2 separate regions of the Homo sapiens genome follow, and region 2 is linked to region 1. Evidence: chromatin contacts called from ENCODE Hi-C data. All regions are on one chromosome and are shown on one strand. The core of a region is the stretch at or near the end of the contact, and the rest is flanking DNA. Distances in the headings are between cores, read along the strand shown. Region 1 holds the start of FOXA1 (forkhead box A1). Region 2 holds the start of SLC25A21 (solute carrier family 25 member 21).

Evidence for each region. A loop is a pair of places that touch in the nucleus more often than their neighbours do. Pooled maps may share reads with other maps.
Region 2: a loop to region 1 is called in a pooled map, with 2.6 times the contacts of the local background. The contact joins the promoter of SLC25A21 here to the promoter of FOXA1 in region 1. A Hi-C loop is called at or near these places in 1 of 168 maps with a recorded cell type or tissue (PC-3) and 1 of 50 pooled maps.

Annotation. Positions count from the first base shown.
Region 1 is chr14:37,593,683-37,600,446 of GRCh38, forward strand. FOXA1 (forkhead box A1) reads right to left here and starts at 1,567. Exons shown (of 2, transcript NM_004496.5): 1 at 1,219-1,567. The coding sequence starts at 1,290. TTC6 (tetratricopeptide repeat domain 6) reads left to right here and starts at 1,947. Exons shown (of 33, transcript NM_001310135.5): 1 at 1,947-2,326. RefSeq lists enhancers at 1,503-2,362, 1,876-3,075, 5,502-6,173, 6,174-6,764.
Region 2 is chr14:37,170,321-37,176,515 of GRCh38, forward strand. SLC25A21 (solute carrier family 25 member 21) reads right to left here and starts at 2,286. Exons shown (of 10, transcript NM_030631.4): 1 at 1,961-2,286. The coding sequence starts at 2,030. It overlaps SLC25A21-AS1 (SLC25A21 antisense RNA 1), which reads left to right and starts at 1,706. Exons shown (of 1, transcript NR_033240.1): 1 at 1,706-3,474. RefSeq lists enhancers at 1,401-1,980, 1,981-2,559.

The DNA of each region.
Region 1 (6,764 bases), core at 317-2,816:
GGTGGGGTCGAGATGACTGCGTCAGAATTAAATCTCTGGAAGACCTCTGAGCTCCTTTTAAAATCATCAACAAGCGAAAATCCTTATCAATAGCGATGTGGGAATGCATTAGGTACAGTATTTTAAACATACAAAACCTAGGCATATTAAAAAGCACTCCTCTGGTAATTTAATAAGGAATAATGATGTCCTTAAGTTTATTTTAATCAGCAAGTATGACTCAATTTGAAAATATGAGAACAAATAGATTTAAATAGGAACACCCAGTAAACTATGGTATGCAAATAAACTCAGAGGTAAACTTGTGAATACATAAATCTAAATAAGTCAGTTACCATCAAAATATTACGTGATCCTATATTTTTCTGTCCACGTCTTAAAAGTATTTTTTACCTTGGGGCTTTATTTTCTTTCCCTCTTCCCAAGATTATCCAAGGCAGTTCCAATACGCGTTTTCAATAATGGTAATTAAACTTTTGGAGGGTAATCGCCAGCTGTTTCCAGAAAAATACTTTTAATAGGTGGTAGTCCTCCCTGTAACTGGTTTTCCCTGTAATCCTTTTGTGCACATTGTAAAAATAACCCCCATGAACGTGCCACCAAGGGGACAATGAAGAGAAACAGGTTCTCGGCCCAGAGTTGTGAAGAAGATTTTGGTCGCACTAGCGCCACCCAGCGGTTTTAGAGAAGGAGCACACTTCTCCCCAAATAGGGCTTTTGAAGAACAAGTTTTACAAAATTTAGAAATCGTTTCATTATTGAGACACCCAACTTGGCGGCAGAGCGCTTTAATCAGAAGACGTCTGCGAATTAAACGGTGGGACGAAGAGGTCGCCTTGTGGGTATGCTCCGGCTTTCTCAGAGTTGCTTCCAACTCGCACCGGCGCTCGCCCGCCCGCTGCACCCCGGGCCCGGCTCCTGCTCCCGCTCGCTGCTGGGAAGAGGCAAGCGCTTCCTAGAGCCGCTGTTTTCAAAGCCCGGAGTTTCCTAAAACTCCCTCTCCGGCTGCGAGAGTCGGGACAGAGCAGGGCAGCAGGTCCCGCTTCCAGGCCCGGCCAAGGCCCGGCCGGGGCCACACCGGCGGGCGGGCAGCGGTGGCACCGAGAAGGCGCCCCCGGCCCGCCTGCCTGCCTTGCCTGGCGCCCACCGCTCCCCGGCCTCCCCCGGCACGGGCTCCAGCGGCGCCCCACCGGCCGCCCGCCTCGCCTTGCCTCTCACCTCCTGCGTGTCTGCGTAGTAGCTGTTCCAGTCGCTGGTTTCATGCCCTTCCATCTTCACAGTTCCTAACATCCTGGAGCCACCCTGCCCAATACAACCATCCAGCCCTGTGCGAAGCGACGGGCGGCCGCGCGGCGCGGGGCGGGGGAGGGGAGCTGAGCAGCTGCAGTCACCCGAGCGCCCGCGCGGGCCCAACGCCACCCGGGCGAAGAGGAAGCCCAGAGCTGCGGGGCGCGGCGTGCGCGGCGGCGGCGGCGGCGCGGCGGGCGGGGGCAGCGCCGGGGGCAGGCGGCTGCCGCGGAGCGCGGCGCCGGGGAGCGCCTCCGCGGGAAGTGAGCGGGCTGCCTCTGCGAGGCAAGTGCAGTTGAGCTGATGTGGATCTTACGTCGCTTGAGTGCCCACCTCCTCGTCCTCTCCCCATTTGTCCGCCGCACAAAGACGCTCGCACCTACAAAGCCCGAGGTGCACCTGCAAGGCGGCCGCCCGCCAGTCCGGCCGCCGCGCCTCCCGCCCCGCCGCTTCACCGCTGCGCGCGACCCCTCCCCCGCGACCCCTCCCCCAAGCGGGGCCCTCACTTTGTTTGCAAAGCAGTGTAATTGGTTTAGGCCCGGAGGCTAGGGAAAGAGGGAAATGGGGAGGGAGGGGGTGTAACCCCCTTTGGAAAAAGAAAAAATAGGCGGGGCCAGGCGGGCGGGCGGGCTAGGGCTCTGGATCGGAACCTCGCAGCCGGAGAAGGCCGGGGGCGGTGGCGTCGGAGACTGGGCTTAGAGACCTTGTGGGATAACTGACCCCGGGGTCCCTCCCCAGAGGTACACGCCACCTTCCGAGCGCGGGCTGCGGCCCAGTCTCGCGCCCCTCCTGCTCTTTGCTTCCTCCCTCCTGATTCCTGACCCAAAGTTCAACCCCGGGAGACTGGAGAATACAGACTTTTTTTTTTCTTTCCTCCTGAGAGCTTCAGACTAGAAAAGGGAAAAAGCCCCACTTTTGCTTCGTCACTAGAAACCGGGTCATCTGAGTCAGCCGAGCCAAGTGACGTTAGGCCGACCCGGGCCCCGGGCTAGCAGAGCGGAGGCGCTGCCACGAAACTCGTACCTGCGGCTAAGAGCAGGTGAGTCACAGCACCGGTTTATATCTTTATGACATAACTTTTTTTTTTTGTTCCGCCTCGGTCCGCTCCTCTCCCCTTGTCATCTGTAGCGACCACAAAGAGGAAGAAACTGAGAGCAGATGTCTGTGTGATAGGGCAGGCGGACCCAAGTCGGGCCGTCCTCCCCCTGCCGGGCTCCTCCTCCCGCCCCCCTTCAGCCGCTTCAGGGAGTGAGCTGGAGACGACCGTCTGGTTTCTGATAGGAAAAGGTCAGGGGGAGGGGACATCTCCCATAACACGCGCGTTAGCTGGGAGAGCAAGGGCCTGGGCGCGGGAACGCATCTGCACTGCGAAAGAGATGCCAGGCAGAAGCCCGAGACTGCCCGCAGCGGCGCTTGGTCCTGTCTGTGACCCGGAGGGTCCGGGCTGAGATCTCAGGGGCTCGCTTGGTTCCTAATCGGTCCTGGACGTCGGTGGGAGAGTCTTCCCAACGCAAAGTCTCTTTACTCTCATGAGGCCCTGGGTGGTGGTTGCCCACTTGTCCTGGGAGAGAGAACAACTGAAGTGACCGGGTGATAGGCAATTAGTTGGTGATAGATTGGGAGATGGTGCGTGTGTTTTGAGTGTGTGACCGTTTGTATATTTCTGAGCATGTGTGACTGTGTGTGTTTCTGAGTGTCTGTGACCATGTGTTTGTTGTACTGCCTGTAGAACCACTAGGTTTCCTTAAGTAACAATAAAATAAAATCTAAAGTAATTAAGAATCCGCAAAATCTTCTTGTTTTGCAAAGTTTTTAAAATGTTATTAATCTCATTTTAAGAAATGTGTTTTAACTTGTCTTCCAAACAGATACCTTTTTCCCTGTGCTTTGTTCTTTTAAATCTCTTTTACTTGAAATCTGGCAAGAGAATCACTTTAAATCCCTGAACCAAACAAATCTCTTAAGTCAGCAGGGGAGCAGAGAGGGTGAAGATGTGCAGTTAAGGAAATAAAAAAAGATAAAAGCATTGGATTACATTTTTTTTTTTTTTTTTTACAAAAAGGGTGGGGGGGTAGAAACGTCACATCATAAGGAAAGGAATGAGTGAAATTAAATCCACCTGGAACTCAGTAGGGCAGGAACCCTCCCTAATGCAGCCTGCTCCTGTGACTGCAAGTTGTCCCATCAGTTTGTGTAAATGTATCTGCGAATTGTGTGTCAGAAACTAATTCTTTTGTGCAAAGTTCCCATTAGTAGCTGACTTTAGTTCCATTTGTAAAGTATACGGATGCTTAGCTTCCTGGGCCTGATCCGGGGGACTTTCAGTGCTAATGAGCTTCCTTGTTCCTTCTGGAGGTGATTCTCCAATACCCTCTTGGCTCTTCAATAACACCGAGCAAGACTAGGTTATTTTCTACCGAGAGTAACAATTTATGGATAGTAATAGCTTTTATAGTGCACAAAAAAGTTGGCGCTTTAAGTAGGGGAAAAACACTGTCACCTTAAAGGGGGGGTCAATTACAATATCAAATGTTCTTTTAGCCCACTTCCCAAACCTACTAAGTCTCATATTTTCAAAAAAAAAAAATTGACTTAAGAAAAAAAAATCCACTTTTCATAGCGTGATGGCCGAAGCGGAATTTCTCCTAGGCTTCTTCAAAGCCCAAGACCGGTGATGCAGAATGGACTCTGCCAGCTTCGGAGACTTGATCCAGGTCAGGGATCCCAGGTTCGCAGCCGGGGGATTTCCACGAAAACAGCGCCTCCTGTCGTGGAGAGGGAAAGCTGAATTTTCCCGCAGGCGCCTCCGGGGAGCACCGCCAGGCGATACTGGATTGAACTCCGCACGCATCCCAGTCAGGGATTTAGGTTCTTAGAGCCGAGGCCAAGATGGAAGGAGAGATGGCCGTTCGTCCAGCTCCCAGCCTCTCTCCATCTCAGTGGCCGCATTGCAAGATACCTAACAAATTTAGGAGGTGAGGTTCTAGTGTACCCAGATGCCAGCCAGTCACTTTCCCTGAGGTTTAAAAGCGAATCAGCAGGGTCGTGTTGGGTCTTTGACTTGGAAATGCATACATACATACATAAAGTAATGCTGCTGTCTGGGAGTTGCTGGCCAGTCGGTAGCCAGGTCCAGCGGCTGCAGCCTGCTCTTTTCCAACCTCTTTTCCCAAATAGGCACCTACACCATTGGAAACTGTGCTTTGCAAGGATTGTGCTGCTCGTTGGAGGAAACCAGGCCTGTCTTCAGCTGTGGGGAGGATGGGTGGACTCGGGGCAGGGTACCCGCGAGGGCAGGCACGTGGCGGCTCCTGCGGTGTCCCGGGTTAAACTTGCCTGTGTTTAAGACGGGTCTGCGACAGCTTGGGGCGGTCCAGGTCGCGGGGAGGGCGGGCTCCTCAAGTGGGGGATCCGCGGCAGTGAGGACTGTAGGGTGCGCGGGTACTCCGGGTAGCCGCCAGCGGAGGAAGCGGCTCCGCCCTTCCCGGAAGCTGCCCTTGCTACACCCGTGGGGCCTGCTCCCGGCGCAGTCCCGCAGTACCTGAGCGGCACTCGGTCCTTTGACCACGCTTGGCTGCCTCAGCTTACACTTCCCAGCAGGATCTGGCTGGGAGCCCCTTCCTCAGATATTCACCAGGCAGGTAGAAGCAGAGGGAGACGACGGCGAAAGGTGGAAGGAGAGGCCGCGGCCTCGGGCCTCGGGCCCCGGGCCCAGACGGCGGCCTCTCGCGGCGACAGGGTCCTTCCTATTTAGCAGGACCGCAGGGTTGGCAGACAGCAGGGCCTGGGCCGGCGGGGCTCTGCGGTGCCCATTCGAGTCTCTCCAGGGCTTCCCTCTGTGGCTGTCCCTCGCCTGCCCCCTTTCCTTGCCTACCCTTCCCTGGACGGGGTTGTTGTCAGGTGACGGCTTCAGCAACCCAGCCATGCTTGGTGTGGAGTGGTTCGAGTTCCTCCGCGGGCCCCCACCCCCCACCCAGATAAGAAGCTTAAGTCCTCCTTCTGCAGGGGAGAATCGGATGCAATGAAACTAAGACCTGTGGTCGTTAACGCGGTTCAAAGCCGACCCCAACTGGGACACGGCTCAGCTTAGAAGTGAGGAAGGCCTGGGACGCTGGAAACAAGGGGTCACACGTGCGTGTGCCTGGCCTTCGCAGGTGGATGTGTGCGCCGAGCTGGGGAAGGGGCCAGGGAGCCGCGAGACTGCGGTCCCCCGCGAGAGAGAAGTATGGGCCTGGCCAGGGTTCGAACTCCGTTCCTTCGCTGCCTTCCTTTTATTTTTCTTCCTCATCTTCCTTCCTCTCTCCCTTGGTTCCATCATTAAATCTTTAAGGGATTAATTCACAACTCTGTAGTAGGTAGGGGCCCTGGGACCACTTGACGGGCCTTTGCAGGCAGTTCTGTACAGAGTCCTAACCCGTAACGGGCCTCAACCCCGGCTGTGTGTGCGTGTGCTTGTGTCTGTGTGTCTTTGTGTGTAAAAGCAACGCATAAACATACCCAGGGCTTTCACTTATTTTATTGAAGCAAACAAACAAAAACAGCCACTGGGTTTGTCTTTTCCCCTACTCCTGCCTGAGCGCCGCCGGGTTTCTGAGCTGCTCCGGGCGCGGACCTAGCTCACCCGCAGCCGGATGTCGGAGCCGGAGCTGCTCCCCACCCGGCCTCGCCCGCGGGCGACAAAACCGTCCCTCTGGCCACGGGAGAGCATCGCCTTGCCAAAATCAACTCGCATTTTCATGTATTCAAATGAGAAAGACTGAGAAGGGCGATTTCCCCTGCTGGGCAGTCGACAGCGTTGGAAGGAAGAAGTGCCCCCTAGGGCCTCGCGGAAACGGGAACAAACCTCCCTCGAGGCCCCCGGAACCGATATGGCGACCCCGCCCAGACCTGGGTCCCCGCGGCCGCGCGCGTCTCCCGCCGTTGTGGCCCCCGAGTTACTGACTTTTGTTCACACCGGTCAGCGCCTGTTGGAGGACGTGCTCAGCCCCAGCCGGTCCCTCCTCATCCAGCCGATCCCCCTCCTGGGGAGCGCGGTCTCTGCTCTGTGCTGCTGAAAGGATCCTCGGGCTTTCCCGCTCTACTTTAAAACCCCTAGGGCTAGGGGCCTAGGGGAGGGACTGGCAATGCACGCTTCACACAAAGAGGTGGAAAATTAGAGGGAAACGTGACACCTCTTAGGTATCCGTTAGAGCAGAAAGGACCTGAGCAGCTGAGGTCCTACTGCGTGCCACAGACTTGGCAGGGTGCTTGGAGATCCTGGCGTTTCCCCACCTGCTGCTCCTGTGTGCAAGAGCTGGGAGGCTGGAAACCTGGGCGAGGGTAGGTCAGGACCTCCATTCCTCTCCATCAGCAGAAGCCCGCGTTAATGCAGAGCAGTGATGGAAGCCGAGGGGCTTGGAAAAGTCAACTATTTCATCTCCTGCCTCAAGGCTGGCAGCTTAAATCTAAATCCTTCCTGAAGGGTCGACCAGTGTTTA
Region 2 (6,195 bases), core at 1,036-3,535, 420 kb before region 1:
ACCGTGCCTGGCCGAGTATGATCTACTTTTAACATTCTTTGAGTTTAGCTGTGCCTAATACATAGTATGATCATATAAATTAGCATACAGGTGCTTATGAGTCATCAGTCTTAGCTTAGGATGTTAATCAATTGGCCTCACTTTCTCTTTGGACTAGCTGAGTTTTCTTTCATCAGGGTCATAGACTACAAATCAACGAGTCAGGTACAGAAGACAGAACCTTAGGCATTGCGGAATTTGACCAAAAATGGTAAATAAATTGGTGCAAATTCATCATCACAATTGGAAAACTGAAAGAGCAAGCAGTGGGGCCACTGCAATTATAATAACGGGTGGTGGCTCACGCCTGTAGTCCCACCACTTTGGGAGGTCAAGGGGGTCAGATTGCTTGAACCCAGGCGTTGGAGACCAGCCTGGACAACATGGTGAAACCCTGACTCTACAAAAAAAAAAATCCCCTTCCCCCACCTCCCCAAAAAACTAGCCGGGCATGGTGGTGGGCTCCTGTAGTCCCAGCTACTCTGGAAGCTGCAGTGAGAGGATCACTTGAGCCCGGGAGGTTGAGACCAGCCTGGGCAACATGGCGAAAGCCCGTCTCTACAAAAAAAATTAAAAAAAAAAATAGCCGGCATGGTGATGCGCATCGGTAATTCCAGCTACTCAGGAGGCTGAGATGGGAGGATTGCTTGAACCCGGGAGTTGGAGCAGCGAGCCGAGATCGCGCCATGGCAATCCAGCTCCGGTGCCTTCCAGTCTGGGCAACAGAGAGAGACTCCATCGAAAAGAAAAAGGGGGGAGGGGAGGGGAGGGGAGGGGAGGGGTGGGGAGGGGAGGGGAAAGATTTTACAATTTCCTGTAAGCAATGAATGGCTCTAATGTGATATTGATGAAATACCATCTTTAAGAAAGTGTACAGATTGTAAGTGACACGTGGCTGCTTACGTTACTCCTGAGATGCAAGTAGATCATGACATAATGATAACCAGTCATAATTTGCAGTAATCCCTTACAAAAAGTCCAAATTTGTTTGAAAATACAGAAACTTTTACTAGTCGAAGTTAAACATTAAACATTTTCTAGTCATTGCCTTAACAGGATTTATTAGAGTTACTATAATTTATTGAAAGAATGGCTAGATTTATAAAATGTTTTCTGGTTATGAGCCAATTATGGCAATTATTTTAATTATATATTTATAATAAAAATGCATGACTGTAAGATAAAATTTTAAACCAAATCATAATTTATATTTTAAAATAGCTTTAAAATACTTGCACATAACACATGTCGTGGTTAGTAACTTTCTCCAGCTACATTTAAAAGTATTTCTAAGATTAATTACAACATTTTTTTCTAAAGGTTTATTTTTTCCCCACAGCATAACTCTATAAATTAACGTGAGCCCATTATATCAAAGGTGTTTATGTGTGTTACATATGCATTTAATTTTAATATCCTTATTTAAGGCACGAATATCCCCAAGCAAGCACAGTATGCAATAAGAAGTCCTGTGGAGTCCTGTAAGTACTTTGATGAGGAATGCAGGATTTATGTAAGACCTGAGCGAGCTTGAAGAAAGACTCTACAATTGATAAAACTAAGTCAGACCGAACTGGATCATTTTCAAGTAAAATAGGTAGCAAGGCAAAAAGACCGCCTCAAAGTCGCTGCCCTTGGGGCTCTGCCACTTGCTTTACAGGCTAGGAACGGACAATGCCGGGAACCCGAGAGCGGCCGGCGCGGACGCCGAGGCAACTTTACTTGGGGCACCCACTACTCGCAATCAACTCCCGGCCTCCTCTGCTCTCGCGCCTCTAGGGGCTCAAGCACTGCTCCGGGAGCGCTGAATTTTGAGGAAGAGGGCAGAACTTCAGTAAGGAGACCTGTCTGGGCAACGGTTTCAGGACACGCGGTGGGGAAAGCGACTAGCCTCCGGCGGGGCAGGGCGGGCTGTCCTTACCTGCAGAACCACCGGCCACGATCTGCCGAGAAGCCTCGCGCACTAAGCTGACTTCAGGCTTGGCGGACATCTTCGCCAGGCGGGAGGACAAGGGAGTGGGCTGAGATGCGTCAACGAGCTCGCAGCCTGCACAGCCTACTGATCCAGAGAGCCCCGGCTGGGCTGGTCCTCAAGCGCGTTGGCTCCCTGTGGAGCAGCAATCCGGCGACTGCTGGAAAGCGAGGGTTCGAGGCGCAGATTCGTCGCGCGATCTCCGGCGCGTCGGAACCTGTTCGCAGCGCTCTCGCAGAGGCGCCCTCGGCTCCGAAAATGTCTCTGGAAAGAAGACCCGCGGATGGGTTTGGGTTGGCTCACCGCAGCGGCTCAGGCTTTGTCTCCTAGATTGGCGCCCACGCCCTTCTCTATCAGGAGCCTCCGGTAGTTTGTCAAACTAGACGGTTGCCTCTGATAACTCAAGTGAAGTGACCCAGGCCTGGAGCGCCAAGTACAAAGCGGGGACGACACTTGCACCTCCTGGCAAGCCAGAGCACAGTGAGGTTCAAAAGAAGGGACAAGTGAATAAATTCCTCAGTTAGTTGTCCTATAATTGTGGTCTGTAGCAACTAAGTCAAAGCAAATCTAATTTACACTTACCTTACAATAGAGCTAAGGTAGTACTTTACCAAAAATGGTTTTGATTTAAGGTAAAATCATACCTCATCAACTTGAGTTTTATTTACCTAAGGACCAAAAGAAGAAAAAGCCTGGTTACAAATAGTTTCTTCTATACCCAGGTCAGTGGTTCTTAAAAGTGGTTTTAGTACCCACAGCATCAGCATAATTTGTGAATGTGTTAGGAAGTCAAATTCGTGGGTCCCACCCCGACCTAAACGGAATCAGAATCTCTGGGGATAGGGCCCAGAAACGAGTTCTCTGTTGATTGTCATGAACTTTAAAGGTTGTGAACCACTGACTTAAACAATTGAGGAACATTAAGGAACTTAACAGTATATTCTCTCAATAAAATGTTTGATTATTCTTACTAGCCCCTTAGGATAGTTACCAAAACAAAACTACTAATTTATACTCTTTTAAAACTACAAGTTGCCTGTGTTATGTAGGAGAGATATAAGATTGTGAAATTTTCCAAAAATACCTGCCACACCCCTAACAGACAGGAGATGATAAGAGTAAAAGAGAGAATTGGGAGGCTTTAGAAGCCCTATTGTAATATTTCTTAAAACACATTATTTATTGCTAAATATATTTAGTGTGAGCCATGTAAAAATTGCCATTTTTGGAGGTCAAAAACCGTTGAATATCAGCAATTTAGTATGGTTCAATTTATGTGGTTTCTAATCAAATGTACAAAGTACAATAATTTGGTTTCATACTTGATTTTTTATTTCTTAGGCTGAGTCATTAAAAGTTGATCAGTGATATATGGCAAAATTATTTAAAGTGCTTGAGGAATTGGGGAGACTTGCTGCTTATGTGATCAGATATACAAAAATAAAGTTTTTCATTTCATTAAATATTTGATTAAAACTGCTAAGTTTGAAAATGTTTACCAAGAAATAGTTTTCAGAAATTTTGCTAACTTGATAAAGGCTTTTGAGCAATATCTTTCAGACTTTTTACTAATTAAATAGGGAATCTTGAGTGCAATATAGAATCACTTATTCAACAAATATTGAGAACCTGTTATATACTAGGTATAGAAACAGAATTTCAGAGCTCATAGAAAATGTTTTCCTCATTTTTCAAAGCAGAAGCTGAGTTTTCCAAGATCACACTAGGCGTAATAGTATAGCTGGGATTCCATCACAGGACTCCTTCTTTTGATAGCATTGGATTGTAGATTTAAATATTAACCACAGGCTAAAAAAACTACATTCTGTGACACAAATACCCCCACAAATTAATTCCATTTTTTTTTAGTTTTTAAAAATTTGGTCACAACTATTAAACCCTAGTGCACACACTGAAACAGATTCTACACTGAGAGCTCACTAAGTGTTAGCACTTGCCTAGGTACTGACAATATCACTACAAATCCCTTCCCTGTGGCACTTACAATCTAATGGAGGAGATCCTACCACCTTGTAAGTAAATTTTTGCCTTCCCTACGTTATCCAGGAAATGCAATAATACTTTTAGGTCAAGATTTAAAGACAATCTTTTGACATAATTATTTCCATGAGTGTCTTCCCCTCTGAAGATCTTATCCATGGTAGGTGGGAGCAAGTTTGTGTCTAAGACCCAGCCTCTAAAAAGCTCTGTGGATTCAGTTGGAAAACTCCCAGTTATCCTTGTTAAAAAGTTACTTCCTCTTTTTAACCTCTCCAGACTAGAAGAGATATCTTTGAGTGAAAAAAGCAAGACTTGATATCACATATAATCCAGTCCTATACCTCTAGAATACTAGAGGATATGGGGCCTAGGCATGAGAACATTCTAGAGCTTGGGAGTTAACAAGAGTCAATACAGAGCCAATAAGTACTCACTGTGCTAAACGCTCTGATAATGGAATGTAATTCTTATCTGCAGCTAAATTTGCTCATGGCCAATATTGGAATGCTGGAAGATTTAGTACTGGGAAGCAATGGTAATATTTACTTGACCTATTTCAGATTCCCTAGCCTCTATTACATTGTTGTTCTATTATTATTTGGAATAGTGATGTGATATCCTAATGGGGCAAAACTGCTAAAGTATGAAGATTATATTCTTTAAATTATTGATTTATTTAGCTGATCTTGGTTGATAATTACATGATTATTGACTTCCCTATCGTTTGTCAAGTGGCTAAAAAAACCCTTCAGGAACATAACTGGGAATCTAGGAGTTAAGAAAGCCTCTAAGCCATCAACATGCAGAAATCCATTTAGAACTAATTTTAGAACCAGTTTTTAAAAGGGTGGATATCTGATTTCTTGTTTCATATCAGATTAGAAATAACATATTAAAAGATAATTGGATTGTTTGGGGAGAATAGGGGAGGTTCTAGGAAAGTAAAGAGCAATCTGCAACCTTCAGGCCATATTCAACCTATCTAGTCAATTGTAGTAACAACATTCATTGACTTTACCTTCTCCCAGAAACTGGGCTAATTAAGCATTTTGTAATCCATTATCTCATTCCTGTTTTACAAAGGAGGAAACTCTGGCACTGAGATTAAGTAACTCCCCCAAAATAACACTGAGTATTCGGCTAAGGTATTAATTTGAACGTAAGTATAATTTAGGAGCCCTCTATTTGTTAGGCTATGGTTTTTTGTTTTGTTTTAATTTTTAAAACAATCTTTTTTAGAGACAAGGTCTTTCTATGTTGCCCAGGCTGGTCTGGAACTGCTGGACTCAAGCAATTTTCCCATCTATGCCTCCCAAAGTGCTGGGATTACAGGTGTAAGCCACACCAGGCCTGGCCAGGCTATGTTTATTATTAGACCTTCTATGATTAGGCTATATTATTAAGCTACTATTTATGGGGGTTTTTTATTGTCGTTGTTGTTGCTGCCGTTTTGTGAAATGGAGTCTTGTCCTGTTGCCCAGGCTAGAGTGCAATGGCACTATCTCAGCTCACTTTAACCTCCGCCTCCCGGGTTCAAGCGATTCTCCTCAACCCCCTGAGTATATGGGATTACAGGTGCACACACCACACCTGGCTAATTTTTGTGTTTTTAGTAGAGAAGGAGTTTCACCATGTTGGTCAAGCTGGTCTCAAACTCCTGGCCTCAAGTTATCCACCAGCCTCAGCCTCCCAAAATGCTGGGATCGCAGGCCCAGCCTGTTGTTATTTAAAACAAAAAATGTCTAATAGTGAGGGCATTTCGCCAAGTTGCCTAGGCTAATCATGAATCCTGAACTCAAGCCATCCTCCCACCTTGGCCTTCTAAAATGTTGGGATTATGGGTGTGAGCCCCGGCTAGCATGAATTTTCTAAGTCAGACCAAAGAACTGTTGACAGGTAATTTTTTGTTGAAGGAGGCTGTTCTGTGCATTGTTGGATATTTAGCAGCGTCCCTGACCTCAGTCCAATAGATGCCAGTAACAACTCCCTCCCGATTATGATCACCAAAAATGTCTCCAGACATCGCCAAGTGTTCCAGAGGTCACTTCTCTGATATCATTTTATTTAACTTTCCAACATTTGGGAAAAAAAAAAAAAAAACACCTGACCACCCTTTGTTTAAAAACTTTCTTTTCTGATTGTGTCAAAATTAAAGGGCTGGGCACAGTGGCTCACGACTGTAA